2 separate regions of the Homo sapiens genome follow, and region 2 is linked to region 1. A link is a contact called in ENCODE Hi-C or POLR2A ChIA-PET data. All regions are on one chromosome and are shown on one strand. The core of a region is the stretch at or near the end of the contact, and the rest is flanking DNA. Distances in the headings are between cores, read along the strand shown.

Region 1 (6,359 bases), core at 1,177-3,676:
TCTCCACGTGGTATGTTTATGCCTCTGCTGGTACGAGTCAGTAAGCCCAGAAATCCTTCTCTGAAAATTCCACTGCCCTTCCCGCCCAGGTCTCACACTGTGTGTCCTCATGCCCCAGTTTGCAACGTGTTGTCCCTTTCAACTCCCACAGGAACCATGTGGCCTTCCTCACAGACTGTACTTGTTACAGCTGAGTACACATCTCAGCCACTCTGTGCTGTGTGGTAAATACCAAAGAGAACATCCCAAGGTCCTTGCTGTATGTATCCATTTGGCTCCTTACAGAGAGTGCATGGAAATAGTTTTTTTTTTGTTTTTTCTTTGTTTTTAATTTGTTAAGTGTTTGGCATATCTACCCAACCAGAGCATAAAGTACTTGTGGGATAGGGGACTAAGCCATTTTGTTTGCATCCCCCACAACACCAGGCATAATGCTAGACATACAGTAGGAGCTTCATCAATGTCACTTAGGTGAAAGCTAATAAGGTAAGTGGGAAAAACGCACCTCATGTGAGCTTTCTGGGCTTCGAGAATACTTGGCCCAGGCTGGAGCTGCCCTGGCAGGCTTTGCTAAACAACGGTGCAGCCGGTTACAATTTACAAGAAAGTCATTCCAGCCAGCTCATAAATGTTTCAATGCTGCTGGGTCTTTTCACTGTACTATCAGTAATGCCAGCAACCTCCTTCTGAAACTAGGTCCCAGGTAACATCCTCTCCATGCAAAAATCCAACTGAATTCTTCCTTTTCAAAACTTTAAGCAAAAATCAATAGTTATCCACCAGGTATCTCAGTGGCCTGCCTCCCATAGCTCCACTGGCAGGCATAAGTTATCAGAAGGCATAAGCCAACTCATACATTTTACGCTTTCCTTTTACAAGAGGAAGAAGTGTTTTCGTGACATTCAGATGCATCTGATGAAACTTCCTCTTGGATGAATTTCACAGCCAAGCCACCAGAAGAGCATCTTAGACTCCAAAAGTTCCCTTCTCCAAAGAGCTGAAAATACTTTTGTACCCACAAATCACAATAAGCTCATAATAAAAGCAACAGCTGGCACATACTGGCCTCACTATGTGCCAGGCACTGTTTTAGGGGCTCTAGAGATTTCATCTCATTTAATCCCCATAACCATTTTCTGGGGTAAATACTGTTATTCCCATTTTACAGATGAATAAATCAAGGAACAGAGTTAAATAAGTTGCCCTATGTCACACTTCTGATAAATAGCAAGTCAGGATTCAATCTGATGCCATCATCTGCTATCACCATTATGCACTGAGCCTTTCCTATAGCATCTGCTGCTGTCTACACCTACCCCTAAAACCTTAAAGGAAGGGAAAGGTAGCCAAGGACTGTAAGGATTTATCACAGCCTGCATGTTGGCCTGCCTTCCTTGTGCCAGCTGAGGACCTGGTCTCTCGACCCTGTGTCCAGGCCACCAAGATGACAGATGTGTGCTACACGGGTGCCATCCACGCCTATGGAGGACATCACTATTGCTGATCCCCCACAAGCTGAGCATGACCTCAGAATCTTCACCACTGCAGCCACTATTAACTGCTCTGAGCTGGCTTGTGAGACGAAGCCTATTTGTCTTCTATTCTCTCCAAGAATAAGGCAGAGGGCTGTGGTGAGTCCCACTTTAGGGTGGACTGCATTAATGTTGCAGAATGGAATGCATTGATGTTTCTCGGCCCAGTGCAGTGGCTCACATCTGTAATCCCAGCACTTTGGGAAGCCGAGGCAGGCGAATCACCTGAGGTCAGGAGTTTGAGACAGCCTGGCCAACATGGTGAAACCTATCTCCACTAAAAATACAAAAATTAGCTGGGTGTGGTGGTGTGTGTCTGTAATCCCAGCTACTCGGGAGGCTGAGGCATGAGAATTACTTGAACCCGGGAGGTGGAGGTTGCAGTGAACTGAGATCGCGCCACTGCACTCCAGCCTGGGCAACAGAGCGAGACTCTGTCTCCAAAAAAAAAAAAACCAGTTGTTTCCTGTATGTCCCACATGAAACCTGAACCTATCACTCCTCCAAAGCCCCTGGGATGCTGTTTTCAGGATGCTGTTTACCTGGAAAAGGAATCACCTGAATGCATGCCTAAAATGCAGAGTCCAAGGCCTCCTGTTAGAACAACTACATCAGAACCTGTAGGGGGTGGGGCAGAAAAATGCTTCCCCAGTGATCTGTATGCACCCTAAAGTGGGACTCACCCAGCCCTTTGCCTTATTCCTGGAATCCCTAACTTGTACCATGCACATACCCATCCATTCCACAGACTGACAAAGTGCCTGCCTCCTAAGGCACTAAACCAAAACCGGCTGAACTGAATGTTCAATTTAGAGCTCTGACCGGGGACACAGATCCTGAACTGATGACACAGGCAGCTTACAGTTACTGCCCACTTTAATCTGGCTGGTCAGGCCTATTGTGGCAAATAACCCGAGAGGGCTGACCACGGCACAATGAGTCATTCAGCAATTCCCGTAAGTGACAATGGAAAAAAAGGTTTCAAATTGAAGGCAGGCAAATGCCACTGCTGGCTGAATCTGTGACAGCAAACAGAGATTAACTGGATAATGAGACAGTGTCTATGTACAGCCTCACATCAGGCCTAGAATACTTGTTTGTTAAGGACAAAGGGATCAGAGTTAAAATACAGAGGGGGGAAAGAAAGGTTACTCACAGTGAAGTAGGGATGTTTATGTGATGACGCTGCTATAGTCCACCTGGCACAGGGAGCCCTGTTATAAAGCGGGCAGGCTCAACACCATGCTTCCCACTGCGCAGACACACGAGGCTCACAGCCGGCCAGGGACGCTCACAGCAGCAGCCCTCATTCAGTCTTGGATTCATGTGTGGGGTGCTGATTGTGCCTCGCATCCCTGATACAAAGGCTGAACCAAGCCAAGCCCCAAGATTTGGCACCCGCTGCCTGACATCACTTCTGTGAGAACGTAGGGACGACGGGAACCTTAACCTCTCTGGATGTGGCCTTGGAATATTGCTGCTTACAAGACGCTAGGCAAGTCCTCCTTCCTGCTGAGGCAAAAACCCTCTCTAACACTTGAGGCTTCGGAAGACGGTACAGAAAACCTCTCACTACTGCAAGAGCATGAAGCTGCTGGTGGAGAAGGACACTGTCTAGGCAGCCATGGCAGCAGGCAGAGGTTTTCCCTCAATTCCCGTTTTCCCAGTGAGAATCACAAAACAGTAGAGTTAACATATCCGAGTGGGCCTCTTTTGATAGATTAGGAAACTGAAGTGCAAATGATTGAGTGGTAAGTGCAAGGTCAGAGCTGTCAATAGCAGAGCCAAAACAAGGACCCAGGACTCCTAATGTCATTACTGCATGGAATGGATGTAATCTGGGAAGTCACAGTCTATTCCACTTCTTTTCCTAGACCCTTGGCCTCTTCTTCCACCAGGCACAGAGGCTGCAGATCTCAGAGGGTGAGGTGTGTGAGGGGACACTGACAGGTGACAAACACCAAGGAAGACCTAAGGGCTCCTGGTCTGAGTCCAAATCCACACACCTGTGGACAGGCACCAGGACCGCAGTTCCAGCACTACCTCCTGGACAGGTATGCCCCTGACCTCTGTGAAAGGTTCAGTATTTCCTGGGTTGGGGTAAAGGGGAAGAAGGGGACTTAAACTCAGTCTACCTTTAGACAAAAAGAAGACAAAAGGAAGAGGTGAATTTTGCTCTCAGTTGCTGTTTCTCGGAAACTTCCTGCCCCAGATGGCAAACTCAAAACTGGAAGATGGGGTGAGACAGGAGGGGGATGGCAGATGGGGGAACTCTCCAAGGGAGTAAGTGTGCCATTTGGGAAAGCATCAAGGACTTGTCCCTAGGTACCCCTAAAAAATGCACTTCCAACAGCCAGAAGGTGAGAGGAGAAACCCCATATAAATTTCCTCATAGAAACAATTTCAGTAGCATCAGAAAAACCTCAGAAGCATTGAGGCCATGGGATCCATGAGATACTTGCCACATCAGGCAAGGCAGCCCTCTTCCAGTGGTCCTAGGGATTCAGTCCCTAATCACTACATTCTTTCTATGGAGCAAAATCCAGTGGCAATAAAGAACTTAAGGTTTAGAATGTACTTCGTTGCTAAACGAGGGCCCAGCTATTCAAGACGGACCTGGGAAATCACCTACCTCAGAACTCATTACATTTTTCTCGAAAGCTGCAGTGTCCAATATGGTAGCCTCTAGACACGTGACTATTTACGTTAATCAAAAGTAAGTAAATAAAATGAAAAAGTCAGTCTCTCAAGTTGCACTTGCTACATTTCAAGTGCTCAGTGGCTTAGTGGCCACCAAGTGAATACTGCAGACAGAGAACATCTCTATCACTGCACAAAGTTCTAGAGGACAGGCTGCTCAAAAGGTAACTGAGTGTGACCAACACATTTCTCCACCATCTACTGGGTCAAGTAAGTGATAGTGGGCCTTCAGTAAGTGTTCTGAATTGAACTCAAATATGGTGCATAAGAACTATTCTGATGCTGGCTAAAATAAATCAACTGAGAAATCTATATCACTGTTCAACCAAGATGCTTGGCTGGCATCTAAGATTTTGAATATACCTGTGAACATTAAGCTCCTAACATCAGAAGGCTTACTAATTAGATGAAGAATATACATGTATCAATAAACATTCAAAAATATCTTCCTGGCCGTGTGCAGTGGCTCACACCTATAATCTTAGCACTTTGGGAAGCCCAGGCAGGCAGATTGCCTGAGCTCAGGAGTTCAAGACCAGCTTGGGCAACATGGCAAAACCTTGTCTCTACAAAAAATACAAAAAATTTAGCTGGTCAGGGGCATTCCTGTCCAAGAGGTAGTGCTGGGTAGTGCTATATGGGGGGCTGAGGTGGGAGGATCACTTCAGCCCAGGAGGTCAAGGCTGCAGCGAGGTGAGATCACACCACTACACTCCAGCCTGGGTGACAAAGTGAGACCCTGTCTCAAAAAAAAAAAAAAAAAAAAAAAAAGATCTTCCTCCCATACTTGATTTCTAGCCATCTGGTTTCCCACCTCAGGAGCAACCAAGGTTTCTAGTTGCTCTCATAACCTTTTTGAAGTATTTTATGCATTGTGGTAGGCAGAATAATGGCCCCCAAAGATGTTCACATCCTGATTCCCAAAATGTGTGAATATGGCACCTTACATGGCAAAAGGACTTTGCTGGTGTGATTAAGTTAAGGATCCTGAGATGCAGAGATTATCCTGGATTATCCAAGTGGGCCCAGTGTAATCTCAGGGTCCTTATAAGGGGAAGGCAGGAGGGTTAGAGGTCAAAGATTAACAGAAGCAGAGGTTGGAGTGATGTAGCCACAAGTCAAGGGAGGTACAGCCTCTAGAAGCTGGAGAAGGCAAGGAAACAGATCCTCCCGTATAGCCTGCTTCCAGGAGGAATGCAGCCCTGCCCATACATTTGGACTTCTGACCAAAATCTTATTATTATAAGATAATAAATTTGTGCTGTCTTAAGCCACCACATTCATAGTAATTTGTTACTGCAATAGGAAACTAATGCATGCATATATAAGCAAATATGTATAAATATTTTCCTTCAAAACACAGTTACACAGTCCTTCTTAGCAGCAGGTATCATCTGAAGACTGCCTCACCACCACCTCCTCTCAGTCCTGCAAGATACTGAGAAATACAAGATGACAGAGTAAAATACCAAGAACTCAAACTCTAGGTAACAATGTCTGGATGATTATTTAAGCAGAAAACAATGAAGACTGTAGAAGGAACTGTCGTAAGGGTCAAGAGACCTGGGCCCTGCCTATGTGACCTTGAACACATCATTTAATTTCTTAGGGCCTCTGTCCCTTCAAATGTGACATCACAGCAGGATGAGGGATAAAGGGATGAAGACAGTAAACTAGACAAGTGCAAAGCTTTCCTCTTTCCAGTCTGTGAGTATGCTATTCAATGGCATATGCGTGACCTGAATAGAATTTTTGCTATATCTCCTCCCACCAAAAAGTAAGTGTGTTAAATAGTATGAAAACAGGAACTGTTTTTTGTGCTTAGGAGAAAATGCCAATAAACTGTAGGCATGAGGCACGTCAGTACCAACCCAGTACGCTTAAGGGGATAATTATAAATCATTCTTTTTGAGAATGCCCAGAACAGCAGTTTGCAAACTAGTGTCCAAGAGCCCAGGGCTCCTTGGCTGTGTGGAGCAGCTGCGGGGAAAGAACATTTGTCGGGGAGGTCACTCCCTGCCACCATTTCACCAGCAGAGCAGCTCCTCCTCTGCCTATTCTGTAAACTGGAGCTTGGCCTGACTGGGTTTCAGTTAAAAAACATTTAACTTCTAGTTTAAGATAAGG
Region 2 (6,359 bases), core at 1,332-3,831, 210 kb before region 1:
ATATATGTATATCACATGATATATATATCAGATGATTTTATATATATATATATATATATATATATATATATATATATATATATATGATATAATCTATGCATCTGTCATTGCCTCCTCCCCCAAGTCAGGGCCTGGCACATAATTAGTACAGTACTCAATAAGTTCAATAACTGTTTCTTGAGGAAATATAAATTAAAACTGCAATGTGATACCACCACATCCCCATCAGAATGGCCACAATGAAAAGGATTGTTAATATCAAGTGTTGATGAAGATATTGAAAAACTGGAAATTTCAAACATGCTAGAAAGAATATAAATGGGAAACTTTTTTGGCAGAATTCACTAAAGCTGAACATATGCATATTGTATTACCCAACGATTGAACTTCCGGGTATAAGTATCCAACAGAAATGAATGTGTACATCTCAGAAGGTTCATATCAATTTTATTCATAATAGCCCCAAACTGGAAACAACCTAATGTCCATCCACAATAATGGATAAATGAATTGTGGCATATTCATATCATGGAACAGTATACAATAATTTTTTTAAATGAAAAACTGCTATGGGTCAGGTGCAGGGGCTCACCCCTGTAATCTCAACACTTTGGTGGGAGGCTGAGGCGGACAAGTCACTTGAGCTCAGGAGTTCGAGACCAGCCTAGGCAACATGGAAAAACCCAGTCTCTACAAATGTACCCCCTCCAAAAAAAAAAAAAAAGCCCGGTCCTGTGGTGTGTGCCTGTAGTCCTGGCTGCTCAGGAGGCTGAGGTGGGACGATCACTTGTGCTCAGGTGGTCAAGGCTGCAGTGAGTGCAGTGAGAGGTGATGGTAACAGTGTACTCCTACCTGAGTGACAGAGTGAGACCCTGTCTCAAACAAAACAAGACAAAAAACTGCTACAATATAAGCAACAATATAGATGATTTTCACCGACTAATATTGAGCAAAGCAAACCAGAAACAGAGTACATATTGTGATTTTCCACTAAAATGAAATTCCAGAAAAGGTCAAATTAATCTCCAGCAAAAGAGGATGAAATAATGGTTAACTTTTACAGGTGGGAGGGGTAATGTACTGGAAGAGGACAGTAGGGAGATTTTTAAAGTTTTGAAAGTATTCTATATTTTTATAATCATATATATTTACCTATTATTATTATTTGAGACATAGTCTCATCCTGTTGCTCAGGCTGGAGTGCAGTGGCGCCATCTCGGCTCACTGCAACCTCTGCCTCCTGGGTTCAAGCGATTCTCATGTCTCGGCCTCCCGAGTACCTGGGATTACAGGCGCACCTCCACCACCACGCCCAGCTAATTTTTTTTTTGTATTTTTAGTAGAGAAGGGGTTTCACCATGTTGGCCAGGCTGGTCTCAAACTCCTGACTTCAAGTGATCTGCCTGCCTCGGCTTCCCAAAGTGCTGGGATTACAGGCGTGAGCCACCGCTCCTGGCCTATAATCATACATTTAAAAGCCACATACGGAAGAATTTTCTAGGACAATGTCAACTCTCCATTAAAAAACTTTTCACACCCCAACCACATAAATATGTAAAAATTTGAGTTTTACCCTTATGATTTGTGCATTTTACTGTCTATAAATTACATCTTGATAAAAATGTAAATAAAAACAAATAAAAATGAATGTTCCTTGAATGAGTGAATAAACGAATGAATGAGTTGTGTTTTCAAAGAGGAAAATAAAGACATTACCGTGAAAGAGGATCTTGTACTGCATTGAATTTTTAAGTAGTGCTTAGTTCTTGCACTTTCTTTGCTCTAATGATGCCCAAAATAATTGTTCGTTTACTTACTTTGCTTAAGTATTAATTTCCTTTGCTATTTAGCCACGACTGTGAAGTTAAGACAAGAAAGTCATCAACAGTAATGCAGATGATGTAAATACCTTGTGGGACTGGCATTTAATTTACTGCGAGGGATCTATTAAGCTCTTGGGGAATTGGGGAATATGCCTAATTCCCTTCTGGCGTTTTTAATTTTTTTAATCCTTTTGTGTTTTATGAGATGTGAGTACAAATTAATTATTCAGACTCTTGAGAGAGGAGACGAGTTGGCGGAGTTGCCACCCGTGTTCACGAACAGGAACAGAAGCCACCAGCACATGACATTGCCCAAGCCACCCAGAGATCAGAGTGGAAGAGTCCTAATTGCTGGGCGGCCCAGCCCCGGGATGTGCCTCTCCCATCCTTCTCCAGGCGGGGCTCGTGGCTAAGCAGCGACTCACCCTGCCAGCCTGTCACAGGCCAAGAGCGGCCAACAACTCCGCAGGCGACAATGGCCGCTGCACCCCAGGCGCTGTGGAAGCCCGACCCGGCTCTGGGTCCCATCTTAGAGCCTGGGATGCAGTGTCGGGAGTCGCGGTGCCCAGAGCATCCAGTAGGTGTCGCTGTCCCACGGCCGCCGCGCGCCCCCGGGGTGGGGAGCCGGGGCGTGTCTGCCTCACCTGGGGCTCCCGGCGCGAGCGCCTCACCTGGGCTAGCGCCCCTTGCCGCCCGCGCCGCGCGGGGGCGCTCTTCCGCGGCTGGGTCCCCGCCTCCGCCCCAACAGCTCGGGCTGCAGTGCTGCTCGCGCTGCGCTGGGTGCTGGTTCTGCAACCCGCGGCCGTCCCCCCGCATCCGCGACGAGGGGGCGGGGTCCCACGGCGCGCTGAGAAAGGCGGGCGAGCTGGCGCTCAGGTGTGTTCTTCCATAGGGCCCGGGCGGCAGAGAGGACCGCGTCCCGGCAGTCGGAGCGGGAGGAGGACAAGACGATGCCGCTGTCCCCGCCAGCCCAGGGCGACCCCGGGGAGCCCAGCCCGTGCAGGCCCCCTAAGAAGCACACCACCTTCCACCTCTGGCGCTCCAAAAAGAAGCAGCAGCCGGCGCCGCCTGACTGTGGGGTGTTCGTTCCGCACCCGCTCCCGGCGCCTGCCGGAGAGGCCAGGTGAGCTCCTCGCCCGAGCCCTCCAGTCCCACCTCCTCCTCCTCCTCCTTCTCCTGCTGCGCTAGCCCTTGGACTCCTGACCCCACTTGGAGGAGGGGAAAGCCCCGGGGTCTGTTTCAGTCCGCAGGAGGGTACCCGGGTCCGGAGGGGAGCGATCGTAGCCGCTGGGGTTGACGAGGTTCCTCGCGGCTTTTGGTTCAGACCAAGCACCGGCGAGAGGAACTTGTGCCCACGCATGTGGCCTTTAGTATGACTGCAAAGTTTTCATGCAGGAGCCTCCCGCATCAGCCTGCTAACCAGAGCGGCGGGGAGTGAGGGTTGTTACCGTCCTAAATGATGGCGGGAACTCTGCTTTGGGGTTAGGCACTGCTTTTGAGCTAGTGTCTTTATTGTAAAGCTCTTTATTGTGAATATCTGTAAGATCTGTGCTCTTACAGATGTTATACCCCCATTCTCCTCGCAACATACGAAGGGAGGAGGAAGTGGCAGGAATGGTTACCCCCATTTCATGGGTGGAGGAACTGAGACCAAAGGATAAATGGCTTCTCCCCATTGGAGCCAGTGGCAGAGCTAGAGAGCACCTAGTTATCAAAACTGTAGTTACCATTGTGCTTTTTGATTTTTATCATGGTTTTGAAGTGGTTTTATTCTATATGTATAATTATTCAACTATAGCATCAGAGTTTATGCATTCGTTGAATAATAATCAATTTGAAGTAACAGCGTATTTACATGGCTCAGAGGTGTGAAATATTTATAGTGATGGACAATTGACAATGTCCAGTAAATCCTTCCAAATGTGTTTTTAAAATACACCCTATGAGGGCCAGAATAAAATTGTGCAAAATTTGCATTTTAGACATGGTTTTCCTTTTATTTCTTTCTTTCTTTTTTTTTTTTTTTTTCTGAGACGGAGTCTTGCTCTGTCACCCAGGCTGGAGTGCACTGGCCCAATCCCGGCTCACTGCAAGCTCCACCTCCCGGGTTCACGCCATTCTCCTGCCTCAGCCCCCGAGTAGCTGGGACCACAGGCGCCCGCCACCACGCCCGGCTAATTTTTTGTATTTTTAGTAGAAACGGGGTTTCACCGTGTTAGACAGGATGGTCTCGATCTCCTGACCTCATGATCCGCCCGCCTCGGCCTCCCAAAGTGCTGGGATTACAGGCATGAGCCACCGCGCCCGGCCTCTCCTTTTATTTGTAAAAAAAGTCAATTTTACGATCTATTTTCATTCACTTATTGTATTGAGTACCTTAGCTAAGTGCCATGTACTGCGATATAAAAAACAATGAGAGACAGGAATAATTGTGTCATCAAAGAATTGTTAGTCTCTTGTGGATACCAAAAAATGCAATGATAGATGCCAGCACACAGGAGGGGATCAGGGAGGCTTCCTGGAGGAGGATAGGTGAAGTGGCTTAGGCAGAAACAGGGAGGAGCAGCGAGTTCCAGGCAGGGGCTGCACTGTGCACATCACCAGCACTTAGAAGAGCGTGGCACTTCCTGAGAAGCGCAAGTGGTTGCAGCGGGGAGGTCTAGGTGTGAGTGGGTAAGGGTAGGAAACCTAAGAAAGAAGTCATTTTATTTTTCTCTCATATTTTATCATCCACATTGGTAATCAGTTGTAGTAGAAATATATTACCTATTCAAACGTTTACTGTGCCTAATTATAGATTATACTTTCTAACAAAATACAGTATTTAATGTACCCAACATTGAAGTTCTTTTCTATTACCTCAGTAAATATTTTAAACATTTCCATCGTGGTTTTCCTTTTAAGATCTAGTCTTATCATTTACTGTCTATCAAAACATAATAATACACAGCTATAGGTAATTTATTCAAATGTAAATACATTTTAGTATAAAATTTAAAATAGGAGGCCGGGCGCGGTGGCTCACGCCTGTAATCCCAGCACTTTGGGAGGCCGAGACGGGCGGATCACGAGGTCAGGAGATCGAGACCATCCTGGCTAACACGGTGAAACCCCGTCTCTACTAAAAATACAAAAATTAGCCGGGCATGGTGGCGCGCGCCTGTAGTCCCAGCTACACGGGAGGCTGAGGCAGGAGAATGGCGTGAACCCGGGAGGCGGAGCTTGCAGTGAGTCGAGATCGCGCCACTGCACTCCAGCCTGGGCGACAGAGCGAAACTCCGTCTCAAAAAAAAAAAAAAAAAAAAAAAATTAAAATAGGAGATTTGCTTCTCTCCTTGAGTTTTTTTATATTTTAGTGCAGTCTTGAAACACTTCATTTTTTCCTTCAGAACCGTGATGAACTTCGTATTAATAAATGTTCTGAAAAACTAAACGTACTAGTCTGTCTTTGGGATGTTTTTCTAGTTAGATCATCTTTATAAATATTTCATTTACTTCTAAGAGAGTGTACTTCTTTCTGGTTTAAAGAGAGTGGCAAAAGCACCCTTAGATTTCAAGCCAGTTTGCCCAGTGTGGCTCTCTTAAGCCTCCTGACCATATCCCTTCATTTCTGTCCAGGACTTGGAAGTGATGGAATTTGGCTGGAATGTGCAGCACTCACTGTGGTTTTTGTCTCTAAATAAGGAGGGGACAGTCAGGTAGCCACCCATATTTGCTTATTTGATTAATATTATGGGTGTTTAGGTCAGAAAAAAATGAATTTATCTACTAGCTTTGTGACCTTGGGCAAGTTATTTCACCTCTTAAAATCTCAATTTCCTCATCTGTAATATGGAGACAATAGGATGCTGACTCTGTAGGGTTGTCATGAATATTAAATGAAAGTTTATGTTATTAAGTGCAAAAACCTTAACACACTTCTGAGCACAAAGTAGAAACTCAGTAAATGCAAAAGCATCCTGGTCATCATCATCATCATCATCATCATCAAAGCAAAGGTCTAATGGAAGAAATGGAAAAGATAGGTTTGGATAGGGGAAAACCAACTCTAGGAAGATCTTTTCCTAGAAAAGTTTACCAGTCCAGCCGGGTGCGGTCACTCACGCCTCTAATCCCAGTACTTTGGGAGGCCAAAGCAGGTGGATCACCTGAGGTCAGGAGTTTGAGACCAGCTTGGCCAACATAGTGAAACCTCATCTTTACTAAAAGTACAAAAAAATTAGCTGGGCATGGTGGCTCACACCTGTAATCCCAGCTACTCAGGAGGCTGAGACAGGAGAATCCCTTGAACCCAGGAGATGAAGGTTGTGGTGAGCCAAGATCATGCCATCGCACTCTAGCCTGGGCAACAAGAGTGAAACTCCATCTCAAAAAATAAAAAAAAAAAGAAAGAAAAGCTTGCCAGTCCAAAGATGATTTAAAGTTTATTAAAGTCAGATTTTCGTATTCTGCAAATATTTGTGGCTTTTGGTATAGACATTCTAATCAATTATTTCTTTATATGAAATAATTTGAACTTGGCTACTTCTCTTTCCA

The links. A loop is a pair of places that touch in the nucleus more often than their neighbours do. ChIA-PET counts read pairs that join two places held with the same protein, here RNA polymerase II (POLR2A). Pooled maps may share reads with other maps.
Region 2: a map of Ramos shows a loop between it and region 1 (2.4-fold over the local background). The contact joins the promoter of CRYBG1 here to the enhancer-like site in region 1. A Hi-C loop is called at or near these places in 27 of 168 maps with a recorded cell type or tissue (CD14-positive monocyte, CD8-positive, alpha-beta T cell, GM11168 and 21 more), 2 of 37 single-sample maps with no recorded cell type and 23 of 50 pooled maps. POLR2A ChIA-PET finds 5 or more read pairs at or near these places in 2 of 52 experiments (HCT116 and OCI-LY7).

Annotation. Positions count from the first base shown.
Region 1 is chr6:106,572,470-106,578,828 of GRCh38, forward strand. The region is part of intron 8 of RTN4IP1 (reticulon 4 interacting protein 1); the gene reads right to left. Among named protein-coding and RNA genes, the nearest start is that of RTN4IP1, 54 kb to the right of the region's middle. RefSeq lists an enhancer at 2,836-3,356. Within about 2 kb of position 2,427, at least 9 of the 41 ENCODE cell types and tissues checked have a DNase peak (open chromatin) inside an H3K27ac peak, as active enhancers do; they include CD14-positive monocyte, HCT116 and gastrocnemius medialis, where a contact is called at or near this core.
Region 2 is chr6:106,358,136-106,364,494 of GRCh38, forward strand. It overlaps CRYBG1 (crystallin beta-gamma domain containing 1), which reads left to right and starts at 2,582. Exons shown (of 22, transcript NM_001371242.2): 1 at 2,582-2,946. The coding sequence starts at 2,774. RefSeq lists silencers at 2,383-2,592, 2,613-2,692 and an enhancer at 2,588-3,454.